2 separate regions of the Mus musculus genome follow, and region 2 is linked to region 1. Evidence: chromatin loops called from intact Hi-C (ENCODE). Cell type or tissue: heart. All regions are shown on one strand.

What was found. Hi-C counts contacts between places; a loop is a spot of excess contacts. Peaks named below come from ENCODE experiments on the same cell type or tissue, not always from the same donor. Only the 100,000 strongest peaks of a DNase experiment are listed, where the experiment ranks them.
Region 2: a loop joins it to region 1, with 2.4 times the contacts of the local background. A loop is called at or near these places in 3 of 42 quality-filtered maps.

The regions. Positions count from the first base shown.
Region 1 is chr17:83,210,386-83,218,385 of GRCm38, reverse strand. Pkdcc (protein kinase domain containing, cytoplasmic) reads right to left here and starts at 3,103. Exons shown (of 7, transcript NM_134117.2): 1 at 2,282-3,103. The coding sequence starts at 2,920. Gm34686 (a long non-coding RNA gene) reads left to right here and starts at 3,252. Exons shown (of 3, transcript XR_001782234.2): 1 at 3,252-7,668. In heart, a CTCF peak has its summit at 3,847; DNase peaks (open chromatin) are centred at 2,365, 3,195, 3,995, 7,625 and 3 weaker places; H3K4me3 peaks cover 5,018 bases; H3K27ac peaks cover 6,318 bases.
Region 2 is chr17:83,346,950-83,354,949 of GRCm38, reverse strand. Eml4 (echinoderm microtubule associated protein like 4) reads right to left here and starts at 4,009. Exons shown (of 23, transcript NM_001379374.1): 1 at 3,711-4,009. The coding sequence starts at 3,735. In heart, a CTCF peak has its summit at 4,213; DNase peaks (open chromatin) are centred at 3,189 and 4,099; H3K4me3 peaks cover 3,936 bases; H3K27ac peaks cover 3,192 bases.

The sequences.
Region 1 (8,000 bases):
AGAGGGTCCAAAAGACAGGAAGATCCCCAGGTGGCCAGAGTCTGTGCTGGGCAAGGCACAGTGGCCCTCCATGGCTGCCCTGTATTCCACTAGGAGAGCCCACAGTGTAACTTCAGGCTACCCAGAGCTGGGTCTCAGGAGCCTGCCATACTTTAGAAAGTCCTCTGGCTCCTCCCTAGGTCAGCAAACAGTCAAACGGTTTTGAACTTTTAAATGATTAGGAGCTATTAAAACAACGTGGTGTCTAGTTCCCGGCACACACCGTTCTAAGGCCTTTTGAGCCTTCTGAGTCTTTTGAAGACCCACGGCAGGCTGTGCTGGCCACAGAGGCAGCCTAACTGAAGAAGTCAGAAGGGACATGGCGTGGTGGTCAGAGAACGAATGAGAGGATCTCATCCCCAAAGCTGTCCCCAAGTCCCCTAGGGACTTCCACTTTCTCTAGGACTCGAAATCCTTCTGTCCTAGGGGTGTTCGCTCCTCAGACTGGAAGTCTCACAAACAATCCTGAGAGATGCCATGCTGGAGAAGGCATGGGCGAGACATGTTCCCTTGTAATGTCTTGTCTTTCTCTGGTGCCCTCATTACTAGGGGTGGGGGGTGGGGGCAACGTTACAGACAAGGACCACTCTGTGGATCTGGTTGTAGGTGTAGTCGGTGGAAATGCATGGTGGAAATGCATGGTGAGGCCATCAAGGGAGGAATCCCTATGGCTAGGAAGGCCCAACTGAATGACAAACCTGTCCTGAGAAATGGCCTTGAACAGTTAACAAACACCAAATGCCCCGCTAAGTCACTTGGTCAAGGCCTCTCCATCCTCCTCAGAATCTGGCTGGCACCTCAGGGTTTCCAGAAAATTCCCAAGAACCCAGAAGAGGGAAAAAAAAAACAACCAAGATCCTCCCAGTTAGAATGGCCACGTAACCAGCCGCTCACTCCCTTAAGCTCCAGTCACAGTGTTAGCCATGCAGCCAGACATAAACACACACAATGGGTGTTTGGGACCAAATGCAGGGCCTGGGACCTTGACAGAACTTGTCACAAGAGTATGGCCAGGACTGGGGGCATTAGTTCTAGGGAGACTTGGAGCCACTAGGAGTACAAGTAGTATTGTGGCCTCTTTATTCTGTGGTCCACAGATCCCTCGAGGCCTGGGGCCCCCTTCTCAGTGCTGAGGGAAGAAAAGATGGACTGCTGTGCCTCTGGCCAGCTCTTTGGGTATAGAAAAGTGACTCTGAGGGTGGGTGGGTGGTATGGACAGCTGGGGGGGGGGTTGCACACACTTATGTTACCCAGCCAAGAGCAGTCAGGGGTCCCCTTTCAGTCACCTCACACATATGCATAGAGAGTAAGTAGTCTTATCCAAGGCAGAGAACTCAGAGAGGGGAAGTGGGTTTATGTTTGGATGGCGGTGGCATTGTGAAGGTCTGTTCTAAATGCAACCTTGGATGGACGAGATGTGGGGGTGCATCCTTCTTGCCTGTGCCCCCAATGAACAAGGACAGAGTTTCTCGCTAGGAAAGTATGCATCTAGCTTTTTGAACCGTCTAGCCTCTTGGCTAAGCACACTTGCAAGAGTGTGGTATTCATACTAGCAGACCTGGAGTCTTCTGGCCTACAATCCTGAGGCTTCCCCTGTGGTTCAGCTGGACCCACTTGAAGTCCCAGGGAAGCCTGTGGTCACTTCTGGGAAAGGCTGTGTATTTTCTGGCCTCTTTTATCCCTTTCAATGGCCTGTGAGCCCAGTGAGAAATGAGGGTCTCCCTGAAGATCAAGTCAGATCCATGGTCTCCTTTTGGGCCCCTCCCATACCCACTGAGGCTTAACATCACCTCCAAAGCCAGACGTGTCGCTGGACTTTGAAAAAAGTATGGTTCAGGCTCTACCAATATGGGGGATCCTATTTCTGCATCTGGGAGCTGACTGAAGCTGGATGTTGGAGTTGGACCTGAGGTCACTATGACTGGAGATAATACTCCACCAGCTTTAGCCAGCAGCAGGGTCCTCTGTGGTCACAACTCCTAATCACTGCCTTATCACCAGCTTGGGACCCTTCTGGTCCTTGCCTCTGTCTTTACGGGATGCGTTTAAGCTGGTACAGGGTTCTACCCAAAGGGTGAGAGACCCCGGCAGGGTGGTGCTGAGTGTGGTTCCCTAATCTGGGTTCTGCACCTAGCTGCAACTGGGCAGTCTTGGACGCCCTGAGACTTATTTACTCCGTAAGACCAAGGAGTCTTTCAGAGTGGCCAGCCAGCCCCCTCATCCCGGAACCCCACTGTCGTACCTGCAGCACGTTGGGGTGCCGCAGCCGCTCCAGCAGCACCATCTCTTTGAGCAGCTTGTGGGCCGCCAGGCGATAGCAGCCCCTTCGCGCCCCGAACTCGCGCACGCAGCTGCCCAGATCGTGGCCGCTGAAGTCCACTGCTTTAAGCGCCACCGCGGCGCCGCCGGGCAGGCGGACCCGGTACACAGCCTTAGTGTAGCCTGAGCCCACGTACTGCGCGCCAGACACGTTGCGGAGCGCGGCGCAGCCTAGGCGCGGGCCCGGGCCGGGGGAGCCCGGGCCGGGAGCAGGGGGCCAGCCCGGAGCGCCGTCGGGCGGGGACCGGACCCGCGGGGGCCGGGGACGCTGCAGGCCCGGCCCGCCCGGAGCCAGGTCCATCAGGCGCCGCCGCTCTGGCCGGCCCGCTCCCGGCCCCGGCCCCCCGCGGGAATAGCGCTGCACCTCCTCGTAGCGCTCCCGGATCTGCCGGGCCAGCTCCCCACGGCCCCCGCGACGGCCCGGGCCCGGGGCTGCCGAGGACCCCGGGGACTGGCCTGGCCGCGGAGGCTCCGAGCCCGGTGCGAAGAGCACGTTGAGGACGGAGCCCAGCAGGAAGGAGGCGCAGAAACCAGCGGCCACGGCCGCCCGCCGGCGCCGCATCGCTCCCCTCCCCCCGGCCGGCCGCGCGCCGCTCCCCGGCCCCGGCCCCGGCCCCGGCCCCGGGCGGCTCAGGCTCCGAGGCGACTCGGCTTCGCGCCGCGCCGGCCCCCTGCCCAGCCCGCGCGCATGGCCCGGGCAGCCCCGACCCCGGCCCCCGGCGGGCGGCACATCGGCCTGACACTTGCCTCCCTCCCGCCCTGCCCCCGCCGCTTATAAGGCCCGGAGCCACCCCCGCGCCCGCCCCTCCGCCAGCGCCTCCCCGCGCCCGGCCGAGCCAGTCCTCGGCGCCGCCCCCTCTGGCCGCCCGGGCCGGCCTTCCCCGCTGACTGACAGCGGGACCTCCTCCCGCGGCCAGCCGGGCCTGGGAAGCGGCGCGGAGGCGGCTCCGGCCCTGCCCGGCGCGCGGCCCCCCGAGCTCGGGTTGGGGAGCGGGGGAGGGGGAGGGGGCGGCCGCGCGCAGGGCTTCCAAGCCCGAGGCCAGGCTGGATAACGGGACCCGGAGGCCGAAAGCGGAGCTGGCCGACCTGGTGCGGGGAGTTGGAGGGGCGAGGCCGGCGGGTAACGGGCTCCAAGGGGCAAGCCGCCAAGGCCCGGGTGCGGGGATCTCAGGGGTACACGCTGCCTCCTGGGGGAGGTGGGGAGTCGGGGCTGCAGTGCAGTGCGCAGGGGTTCCTCCTTCTGCGGGTGAGGCTGCTCTGGGACAGCCCGGGTTCAGGGTGTGATGAAGGGCGGCGCACTGGGGAGGCTGCCCCGCACCTGCGAGAGCGCGAGGGGTGGGGACTGTGGTCTCAGAGTTAATCAGGAGGTTTCGGAAGAATTCTTTTTTTTTTTCAACTGTCTTCTACCAGGACTTTCTGATTTTCCTGGTTCCCGAATCCCCACATCTCGACAACACAGCTCCATCCCCATCCCCGAGAACCTCGATCTTTGACCCGCCAGTAGGGGGTCGGAACCGTATACAGCGAGTGCATTAGTGTCCACGCACATCTGTCTGTGGAATGTGTGCATCCGCATGTCCCGAGGGGCTACTGTGTCTCTAGGATGGGAGTGAGTGTGTGCCCTGTGTGTTAGTGCTGACTCCATCAGAACTTCTGGTCCCTCCTCCTCCCTCCCTGATTGCATCATTAGTGCTAATTGAGGGGCTTTCACACGCCAGTGCATTAGCTGTTTGGAGTGAGCTCCCCCCTCCTGCGAGATAAGCTGCCGCCCCTCCCCCTCGTGGCTCTCCACTTCCCTAGGGCACTGAAACTGTCCACCGAGGTCGTCTCACTTCCTCAGGCTCCCTCCTGCTTTGCTCTGGGCAGGAAAAAGTTATCTCTCTTCCTGCAGTGCCGTGGATTCGGCTGGAGCGACGGCATATGGGGTAAAATTTAGGGGCTGGAGAAAGAATCCAGAGCCGCCTTTCTGAGGGGCTTTCTAGGAAGGAGGGGTTTTCCCTCAAGAGGTCTCCTGTTCCTATCCAACGCAGGGAGGAACTCTGTGACAGGGAATAAAACTTGCGGCTAGCTCTTTTGGAAGTTCAGCCTGTGATCGCACTGAGGTAGGCCTTCTGGCTCTGACTGACTTCTTGGTCCCCTAAAACTCAGAAAGTGGGGACCATGCTGAGTTATTCGTCATGGGAAAGGCAGGTTGAAGGAGGCCATGATTCCCCCTGAGAGATTTGGGTGGGTTTGATGGAGTGTGCGCTATAGGTCTGTTCCTGTTTAAGCTGCCCCGCCCAGCTCTGGCCCATAGCTGCTGGGAGGTTGGGGAGGGGGCTGTCTGAGCAGATGCCCTCCCCAGCCCTCACACCAGATGTCTTTGGTCTAATTAACTGTGCTGGGAAAACCAACCTGGGTTTGTAAACATAGCTACTGGCTAAAGTCAACAGGGAACAGGAGCAAACAGTCCCCTTCACTGAGCCTCATCTAGACCCAGCACCCCAGGGAAGGGAGCTGGGGGGGGGGATCAGAAATGCCCTGGCCCACAGATGAGTCAAAGAAAGACTGTCTGCCTGGGTGACCCCAACGTGACTACTATTCCCTTGCTAGTTCTACAGTGTCTACTCAAGAAGTGTGAGGACCAGCTAGCTACCATGCCCAGGAGAGGTTTGACTTCTGGCGGTTTCACCTCTGATGGCTGCACAACCAAACACTGTGTATGTGTGTGGCATATTTCTTGAAAAGCTTTCTTCAGATCCTCTGCATGTTCATGTCTCGGAGAAGCGTCCGTGGGGAAGGATTTGGCATCGTGAGTGTACAGCTCAGAGTTGGTGAATAGAATGTGAACATTGTTAACTTCATTACACATCATGTAGGTATTATAATAACATGTTCTGAAATTAGATAATTATTCCTGTGATATCTCTGCCAAGCTTTGGTGTTTCTGTTATGGTTTGAAAGTTCAGTGCACAACAGGGCCAGAGAAATAGGCACCAGTGTTCGCCTGGTGCCTACCCAGAACCCCGAAAGCAGGGTCCTCATGTAGAGAAACAGCGACCCTTCAGTTGTATTGACTCACATTTACTGTTTCCCTCAGCCCCCAGGGAGACACATAGACATCAAGACATGCATGCTCAGCCACAGAAATAGGATTTTTGCTCCTAAAAGGAAGAGATCAAAGCTTTGAACCAATTAGAGTTTCTGAATTGACAGACTTTAACCAATTTTTGATTGTTTGCCTGTCTGTGTGTGTGTGTGTGTGTGTGTGTGTGTGTGTGTGTGCCACCCAGGAAGAGGAGTTGTTTCAAAGAATTGGAAAACAGAAACACTATGCAATCCTGCTGTTTCCTCATTTTTATTTGCCCAGCCACTCAAAAACAGGCTAGGCAGGGCCCATATCACAGCCTGGGCCTCACAGGCCTGTGTCCAGCTCAGGGCCCACACCACAGCCTGGGCCTCAAAGGCCTGTGTCCGGCTCAGGGCCCACACCACAGCCTGGGCCTCACAGGCCTGTGTCCAGCTCAGGGCCCACACCATAGCCTGGGCCTCACGGGTCAGTGTCCAGCTCAGCCCTGGTTCTGTTTTCTCAACAGCTTTCAGACAGCAGCATCTTCTTGATCCCACTCTTTACCAGACTCCTCACCACACACAAGAGCCTTCAGACCAGCATTAGCTCAACAAGGCTTCATGCTTTAGACTTGCTATGTTTTCTTTCTTTCCTCCTTTTCCCCCAATTCCACACACTAGTCAGACACCAGTGCTTGGGAAGGAAGCAGCTGGCCTAGACTCTAAAAGGTCACCTTTTCTGGGAAATAGTTCATCGGTAATTTCTTTCTTCAGGACATCACATCCTCCCAGCTTGCCCGTGTTGAAGAACTCCGTTTCTTTCAACCCAGGTCGCTAATGCCTCTGTTGGAGAATTGTTTTCCTCTCAAAACAACCAGGGGATGAGCTGAACTGGTAACTCAGGCTTCCATGGGCTTCCGGTAGCCCTCTATGCAGCCTGGCACCCCAACTTTCCACCAGCCGGAAGAAAGCTACACTCCTCAGCCTGAGGCAGGTGCTTTCTTCCAGGCCATCTTCTACCTTCCTGAAGTGCCTTCTCCTGGTCCTTTGGTCCCTTCCTTTGTCTCAGCTGCATGTGCAAGATTTTATAGAAAGTAAAGACAATCCTTCCATTACCAGGGTATGCAGGGCCCTGGAGGATGTATTGTTGGAATTCTGTGGCTTTCTTTCCTTTAAGAATGTACAGAATCCCTTGCTCAGGTCTAGGAAAGGCTGCGTAAAGAACTCTGGATTTGGAGTAATGTCCCAGTTGACATTCCGTAGACAAGGTAGTCAACCCTTCTCTGTATTATGGTAAGTCCTCAGTATGTGTAATTATATAATTAATTATAGCAAACAGACATGTTTGCTGTGCTAGACAATGTGCTTGTCTGCGATTCTTCTTCAAGGCCGAAGCAACTTTGGCTCCGTTACCCCTGGTTTTCCACGGGAGAAATCCCTCGGCCTTCCAGGCTCCCTTTGAGTTGGAGTATTGTCTTTCCCCGGAATCAGCAGAGCGGCAAGCAGTTCATCAGACTGACTCTCCTGTACACTGCAATGGTTGCCAGAAGGCCTGGACCCAGCCTTCTGATACCACAGTAACCAAGAGTCCCAGCCTCAGCTATGTCCTTCTTGGAGCCAGGTCCTCAGGGAGCGGGACTGATTTCGAAAGGATGGAGGGTGAGGTGGCCACAGCCTGCTTCCTTCACCCGGTGTCCACCTCCCTGAGTGAAGAAGTGAAGCTCACCTTTCCAAGCTACAGAAACAAAACGAAATAGCAACAAAAACAAAAACAGACAATGACAGGTTTCTTACACACAGGACATAGAGGAGCCCCACATCAGAGTCCCCAAGGTTATGGGAGATGGGGATGGGGAAATGAGAAAGCCTGAATAGAGATGATTAAGGGGCAGAAACATGGACAGCTAAAGGCCTGGAATCTCAAGAGAGGTAGTCAGACAAAGATGGAGAAAGCTGTGCTCAGGGGACCCCAGCTTTCTGGACACAGCTTTGCTTCCTTGAGTGGGACTCTGCCTGGAAACTCGAGCCCCTCAGCTCCTTAACTATGTCAGGAAACAAGTCTCCCTCTCAAACCAGGAACCAGAATGTTCTGAGGGCTCCTGGTGCTCCCACAGCTTGGCCTGTTTATGCTGTTTCCCCAGCAGGCACCAGACCCTGTGATGGAGTAGCTCCCCACGCCAGCTCTTGCCAAGGCCTGCTCTAGCCAGCTGCTCCTTCCAGCTCAGCTGCAGCCACAGCTCAGGACGCCTGGTCATTGCTGAGGTGATCTCATCTTCCCTCCAGTTTTGGCTTTCTAAGATTGTGCCTGCTGTGTCACCCGGGAGAGGGTGTGAGAGGTTTACTTTGGGGCTGGGACCCTGAACTGAACGGAGAAGCAGGGAGCTGGGGAGGGAAAGCAGTACGGACCAAGCTCCAGGGCTTTTGCCTATGCTGGGTAGATGGAGTGGCAAGCGGAGAGCAAGAGTTGGCCATCCACAAGTGGTGATGGACTGAGCCAGCAGAGGCTGGTGGAATAGAGCCTGACACTTAGCATGTAAGAGCTAGGGCTGGAGGCATGTGTGCAGGTAATGGCTGGGAGATAACATATCATAGCT
Region 2 (8,000 bases), 140 kb before region 1:
GTTCCAGTTACTGAAGAAGCAGCTCCGGCAGCACGGTGGCTTGAGCCCAAGAGTTTAAGACCAGCTAAGACAACATAGCATGAGTTTGTCTTACAAATATATTTTAAAAGCTTTAAAAGGGCTTGATGCAGTAGAACACTCCTATAAGTCTGGAGGTAAAGACAAGGCATCAACAGTTCAAGGCCAACCCCAGCAATGAAGTGAGTTCAAGACCCGCCTGGGCTATGCTAGAACCTGTTCAGAAATATAAAAATGAAGTACTGCATTTGCTTGCTTGCAAAGAAGGCAAGATTTAAGCTGAGGATGTAGTTCAGTTGGTAGACTGCCTACCATTACAAAGTCATGGGTTCAGCCCTCAGTACTCCACACACCAAGGAGCACCTATAAACATTATAGTGATACATACTCAGTTAGATAGACACAGACCAGTCAGCCCAGGATGCATGAGAAAATGTTATTTCTTACACATAATAGCCTTCATGTATTATACTTTGAATTTTATATTGTAACTGGCATGGTTAAGTTTATACTTTCTTTAAGTTCAATGCAAATGTTCATGTTTAGGCTAATCCCAAAATAAATATATTGAAATTAAAACTTTCATTACAAAAAAAGTGGGTGTTAATCTAGCACTTGGGATGCTGACAGTGAAACAGCCTCAAGTTCAAGGCAGCCTGGGCTACATAGTTAAGACCCTGTCTTAAGGGTGGGGTTTTAAAACCAACAACCACTACCACCAAACACAACACAACACAAAACAACAAAAACTGACTTAAAACCTGAAATAAGAAAAAGATGCTAAAAGAAGACTAAGCGTAAAATGTATCCAACTCCTGCCTTAAAAGTCAGTAAGATCAGCGAGAAAGGCTTTATTTATTGGTGGTTTCCTGCTTTTGCAAACACACCTGAGGTTTAAGATACATATTGTGAGACATGTGTGTATACCCATACTGAGATGTGGTGACAACGCACCAAAATAGCGTGGGGTAACTTTAAAAACGTGTTTTCCAAGTGCTGCCTTTCAAATGACCCTAGTGTAGGTCCTGAAAGATACTAGGAGATACTATGTAACTAGGAGAAACTGCATAGTACAAGCACCGGCTAGCCACACTACCTGGAATTCATCAGCTGCAGAGTAAACGGATCCTTCAGTTGTTTTTATGTAAAACAAGGGTAATACAAGAAATGTGTAACTTCAACGTGGCAGCAAAATGGCCAATCATTTAACATTCCTATCTCTGGTTTCCAAATCCCCTATGTTGGTGTCTTATAGAATGCATGTTTTTCTTATCTAATCACTCTAACCACAGGCATAGTTTGGGTTTCCTTAAATTCCCTTAAATAATCAGCTTTTACAGAATCATTCTGCTGATAAAAGCACTGAATTTTTTTGCTTATGAAAATGTAGTCTTCTCACAATTTTCCAAAACCCTCTCTAGTATGTGAAAGGAGATAGAAGCATCATCCACTTCCTTGAAAAAAAAAACCGCTTTCCATGTTACCCTAGAAGAATTTCACATGTTTTGAATTTTTTAAGTTGAAAAAAGAAGTCTTTACACATAAGTGCTTTCTTTTACGCTAATGGCTCTCTTGATGATAAAATAAAGATCAATGTAACTCTAAGCTCCAGGCTAACGAACTGCAGGGGACAGAAACAAGCAACTTGGCAGAGCTCTGCTTAAAGGCTACTAGTAAAATATACCAGCTCCCCCCCTCCCCCACCCCTTTAAGGTTTCAATTAAGATGGGGCCTAGTTTTACTCATAGAAAGCCACAGAAAGAGAAAGCACAACTCCTGTTACAAAGTCTCTTCAGCGAAGGCAACTCCAGAAAGGAGACAAAAACCATCCCCTTCCTTTACCACTCAAAAGATGGCAATTCAATGTTCCGATCACAAAAGATGGTGTGAAATGAATGTTTAACGTCATTATGTCTCTTTAACACAACATAAAAATGGGATTTGTTTTCCTGATTGCAACTCTTTCTGTTGTCTCTACTGGATTAGTTACGCATAAACTTGTTTAACAAGGCATATACACTTTCAAAATTAACTTAAGTGTTTCAATTGGTGAAAAAGGCACTTTTAAAGCCCTCCAGAATTCCTCAGCACAAGCACAAGAGTAAAGATCACATTACATACAGAGATTATCACAGCCCCCCAAAGATACCCAATCTGCATGTTAGCAGACACGCAGGCCAGTCTACTAGCCAGTATGAACTGGGGAAATGAACCCAGTCACAAAACCAAAAAAGAACAAATTAAGAGTTAATGCCTGGCTAAAAGGAGGCCGAGAAGGAAGTAACTTCACTATGTAAGGAATTACAAAACATCAAAGGTTAGATAATGGACAACAGGTGTCTTTGGAGAGAAAAGAACCACAATGCATTGCTCCTATTTTAGGATTTCCATTCTCAAAGCTGTATAACAACAATGATTTTTTTTTCCCCTCAAGAAAGTCAAGACCAAAATTGTGCCTTTACTATTTAACAACTGTAAGAGCCTGATGCTCTTCTGTTTACTTTTTAACTTTACTTTAAAAAAAAAATCCATCTAATCCCAATCTTGTGTGGGCAGATTAAAATATGGCTTAGTGCCAGATGGTTTGCTGATCAGTGAACATTAACTAACTAGAGATTTATTATCACGAAATGGAAAAAGAAAAGCATCCGACTATACACGCTACTACCACATAAACTAGTCAAATATACAAATCAAACCCAGTCGCTGGTATCACATAACCGCAGTATCAGCAAAAACAGAATCGTTTCTCTCACCGTAACACTGAAATCTCTACAGTAACTGGATTCCAGTGGCCTCAAAGAATAGCCATTCCAGACACAGGTACTGGTTACCCTGGAGTTCTGTTCCTCAAGTCAGTCACAACATTTAGCACCTGTACTCTGGTTAAATGGAACACTGAGAAAACACTTCAGCCAACAGGATACCCTATCCCTTTCTCTCCATTCCACAAAGACAGCATATTCCAAAAATGGAGAATCCTTTCTTTTCCGATTGAGGCCCCCTCTTATGGGTTCATTGGGCAGGATTACTTCTCTCCAGCACGCATGGAGAGCATACTTCTGCTTTCACTCTTAAAGAGGGTCCCCCAACACAGATGCGCCTCTTCCTTCCCTGTATTGAGTAGATGATAATGCTCTCCACCACTGCAAAACGTTCAGGGAAGTGGAGGGAAGCTGTCAGTTACTGAGGGCTACTTAATAAATCTTCAAATATAAAGACTGAAAGGGGTGACTCCAATCCAGAAGTGGGACTGGGGATTCCTACTCCCTCCGGAAAGGCTGCCCCAATCTTGCCTATCATTCCGTTTAAGTGGAGAGATGTACTCTGAGGGAGAGTCTGTATTTGATGAAGGGGTGCCCTGACTTTAACGGGGTGGGGGGGTCAGAAGAAGGTGCTAAGTGTACCGGGAGGGACGTAGCAGCGGCTGGAGGGTCGTTGAGGGGAAGGAGGGCCCCCGCACTGAAGGGGGCTCTGGGAAGAAGGGAGGGTCTGGAGGCGAGGGCTGCATGGGGGGAGGGGCCGCCCGTCCCGGAGGCGGCGGCGGGGCTGCAGCCTCGCGGGGACCATGTGCCGGGAGCGGCGGCCACCCGCAGGGGCAGCCCGGGGAGCAGGGCCCGCGGCGCGCGCGCGCGCAGGAAGCCGGGGTCCCGGGTTACGTACGAGGGGCGCGAGCCCGCGGCCGGACTCACCGAGGCTGCCGGCGAAACCGTCCATCTTGCGGGGACCGCGCCGGGCTCGGGGCTCAGCGGGGCGGGCGCTTCATTCAGCGCCCCGACCGTGCGGCGGCCGCGGGACCTGACCCGCCGGTTCTCAGCGTCGCCCGGCGCGGCTTCCGACTCCCGCCGCCGCCGTCCGCCGGTCAGCCCGTCAGCCCCGAGGGTCAGTCGGTCAATCAGGTTGAGAGCCGCGCCGCCCGCCGCCTGCCCGGCCTCTCTCCCTCTCTCTCTCTCTCTCCTAAGCCGCAGCCGTGAGCGCCGCGCCGCGCCGCGCCGCGCCCCGCCCCCGCGCCCGCGCGCAGCCACGGCTCCGCCCCCGCGCACGCCGTCACGCTTCCGATCCCGCCCCACGTGACGGAACGGGGCGGGGCTTCCCGCGACACGCCCCTCCCTCTCTGCCCTGCCTCCGCAGCCGCAGAGAACTCTTGAGAGTTAGGAGGCTATTGGCTGCTCTTGTGTTCCTGGCCCGGTTTCGCCACCAGGATTCTCCAGCCCGAAACTGGGTCTGAGTGGACGGGGCTCGTGGGTGTCCTGCTGCTAGAAAGCTGACCTGCACTGTGGGATTCTTTCCCTCTGGGAAGCCCGCGGAGCACAGTTCTAGAGTTCTTTTGAAGGGAGGTAACGAGGAGGCTAACGAGTGAGAGGAAAGATTCCCCTTCTTGGGGTTCCCCTCTCCTCTAGTCAGTGAGAATTCTAGGTAGAGACAAGACTTTTTGACCAGCCTGAGGCCATGTCTGCCACAACCGCAGGTTCTAGGACAGAGCACAAGCAAACAATGTTAATGCTGGATGAAAAGAGTTCGTCTTACCCAAGTCTTATGAGGAAAGTGCACGTAAAAGACTGGCTTGGCTTACTCTCCTTTTGTTCTTCCCATCAGGGCACAAAGCCACCGGATAGCCTATCAGGAAACTATAGCACAGACTATTAGTTTTTAAATAAACCTTAGTTCTAGGCTCAAATCTATGAAGTCACCTAACTAAATTTAGGCCTTGCTTTAATTTATTTGCAAATTCAAGTGCTAGACTGTACCTGAGGCTGACCTCTGGCACACGCATGCACAAGCACAACCAAAACTCATCCCATCTTCTTCAACCCTCTAATCTTTTATTATTATTATTTTATTTTTTAAAGATTTTTTTTAAATTTATATGGGTACACTGTCACCCGGTTACAGATGGTTGTGAGTCACCATGTGGTTGCGGGGAATTGAACTCAGGACCTCTGGAAGAGCAGTCAGGGCTCTTAACCGCTGAGCTATATCTCTCCAGCTCTCAACCCTCTGATTTTATCCTCTTTCCTTACAAAGACATTTGAATAGTTTAGGTCCCTTCTAGGTCGATGTGCAGATTAGAGTAACAAAAAACTGTAAGGTGTCTCAGAGACTAAATTAGATATACCTTTTAAAGTAGCTGGGTTAGGAAAAAAATAAGAATGTCTGTTAATAGAGTTGTAGGTTACAAGGAACAAATTGAAGTAAGGAGAGAAGAAATGGGGAACAACAACTGCCATGAAAAGAATTGACAGAATTAAATGGTTGAAAGGATTGTTAAACATCCTTGAAGGATACCTCTCCCCTTTGATGCCTTTTTAAACTTCTTTCCTAAGGGCCTGGGAGTGTACCTCGGTGACCAATTGTGCTTAGTAAATAGGAGGCACTGGGTTTGATCCCCAGCTCTGGAAACAGCCAACAAACAAAATCTAACTTAAAAACTTAAGGAAACATCACAGCAAACCTAGGAGGTCAGTGTTGTAAACAGGACACAGCAAGGCTGAGAGATGACAGTCAGTAATGTGCTTCCCACAGAAGCAGGGAAAGTGTACTGATGTACACTTACAATCCCAGATCTGGGAAGGCAGAGACAAACTGAACGCCAGGGCATCCTGGCCAGCCAGCCTCCACAGAGAGGTCCTATCTCATAAACAGCTCATGAGGAACTGTACCTGAGGCTGACCTCTGGCACACGCATGCACAAGCACAACAAATGAAAACCTGACATTGGCTTTTTAAAAAATGTTTAACTAAAAGAAGAGAATAGTAAGTCAGGTTTTCTTCTAGCATGGTGAACCAATTTTTAAGTTTTCAATAATTGAAGTAGAACTTGATTTCCTACTTATAGTAAAGCCATATATATAGTATATATATGTATATATTATATATGTATATATCACATATAGGTATACATACGTATATATTACATATATGTATATATGTGTGTATATGTATATATTACATATGTGTATATATTATATGTATATATGCGTGTATATTATATATGTATATATTACATATATGTATATATTACATATATGCTATACATTATATATAATTGCTAGAGGCATTCTGATTAATTTCATATGATTCACATTTTAAAAAGAAAAACACAAGTATTATACATTTAAAATTCTACAGCACTGCGTTACTGAGTATGTTCTTGACAGGAGACAAATGTCTATTTTGGCTTGCCATCAATGAAGGCCAAATTCTCTACTTACAATGTACTTATCTGATGACTGCAAGGACCTTCCCCTTTGGCTTTGTGTGTTGCAACCCTTGCTCCTCCCACACTCCTCACATACTGCCAGGGCCAGCTGTATGTCCATATGGTGTTCTAACCTCTAGCCCTGAAATTCTATGCTGGGACGCCAGGCAAGTCAGTGAGCTGAGCCACAGGAGCACTCCCGAAATCTATCGCTAAACAAAAGTAGCTGGCACTGATTCAATGCAAATGGCCGTGGTCTGGGTGGAATATTTCACTAAGCCTAACATCAAATGTATCCCCAACTCTTTGAAAGCTAGTTGCCCCAGATATCTAGTTATTCCAATAGTTCCTGCCGGAGTGGAATACGTGACTAAGGGAAGGAAGGCTGTGATGGAAAGATGCGCCTTCTTACACACTCAGTGCAGGCACACTCAGGGCAGGCACACTCAGGGCAGGCACACTCAGTGCAGGCTCAGGCTGCCGGGCATGCTGTGTTTTCCTGTAAGCTCAGCACCCTGGAGGCTGAGTCAGGGAGACCAAAAGGTCAAGATCATCTTCACATCCATAGCAAGTCTAAGGGGAGCCTGGACAAAAAGAAACCTTGTAATTAATCCTATCTTCAAAAGTAAGACAGACAAACCAACAGGAAAAGTGGAGGCAAGGGATGAAGACATCTGAAGATCAAGCATTGTATATTTCATGATAAATCTGCCTGTGTCAGTTATTTTTACCTAAGTAATCCAGATTTATTCTAACCATTGAAATCAGCCAAAGAAGTTTTTAAACAAAAACGAAAGCAAAAACAAAAAACAAACCAAAAAGCTGAGACAGAAAAAAAATGAAATTAAAAACTCAGAACAATACAAATAAAGACTGAAGAGATGAGTAGGGTAGTCTCAATGGGTAGGGTAGTCTCAATGGGTAGGGTAGTCTCAATGGGTAGATTAGTCTCAATGGGTAGGGTAGTCTCAATGGGTAGATTAATCTCAATGGGTAAGGTAGTCTCAATGGGTAGATTAGTCTCAATGGGTAGGGTAGTCTCAATGGGTAAGGTAGTCTCAATGGGTAGGGTAGTCTCAATGGGTAGGGTAGTCTCAATGGGTAGGGTAGTCTCAATGGGTAGATTAATCTCAATGGGTAGATTAATCTCAATGGGTAAGGTAGTCTCAATGGGTTGGGTAGTCTCAATGGGTAGGGTAGTCTCAAGGGTAGAGTAGTCTCAAGGGTAGGGTAGTCTCAAGGGTAGGGTAGTCTCAATGGGTAGAGTAGTCTCAAGGGTAGAGTAGTCTCAAGGATAGGGTAGTCTCCATGGGTAGGGCAGTCTCAAGGGTAAGGTAGTCTCAATGGGTAGAGTAGTCTCAAGGGTAGGGTAGTCTCAATAGGTAGGGTAGTTTCATGTAGGGCAGTAGACCGTGCCAGGAAACGTGGTAAGACTGAGCAGGTTGAAAGTCCCAGAACTTTGTATCAGAGAATGGTAGGAGCTTCGCTTGCTTCCAACCAGGCCCTTGTCACGTGACCACACTCCCTACATAGGAACGTGATTTACAATCGTGTAGATGAGAGTTTTCCATGCTACTGAGGTATCTAGAGACCCTGAGAGTTAGCCAATAAGTTTCCCTTCCCAGACATCCCTTCCTACAAAAGGTATTTAACCTCTGGTCCACCCTGAGGAGGTGATACACATCCATTTTCCAAGATGAACAATCAGTAAACAATTTGGAACCAAGGACTATCTCTCTCATCAAGAACCACCACCGTGGGGAGCATGGAAAAAGCCTTTGTC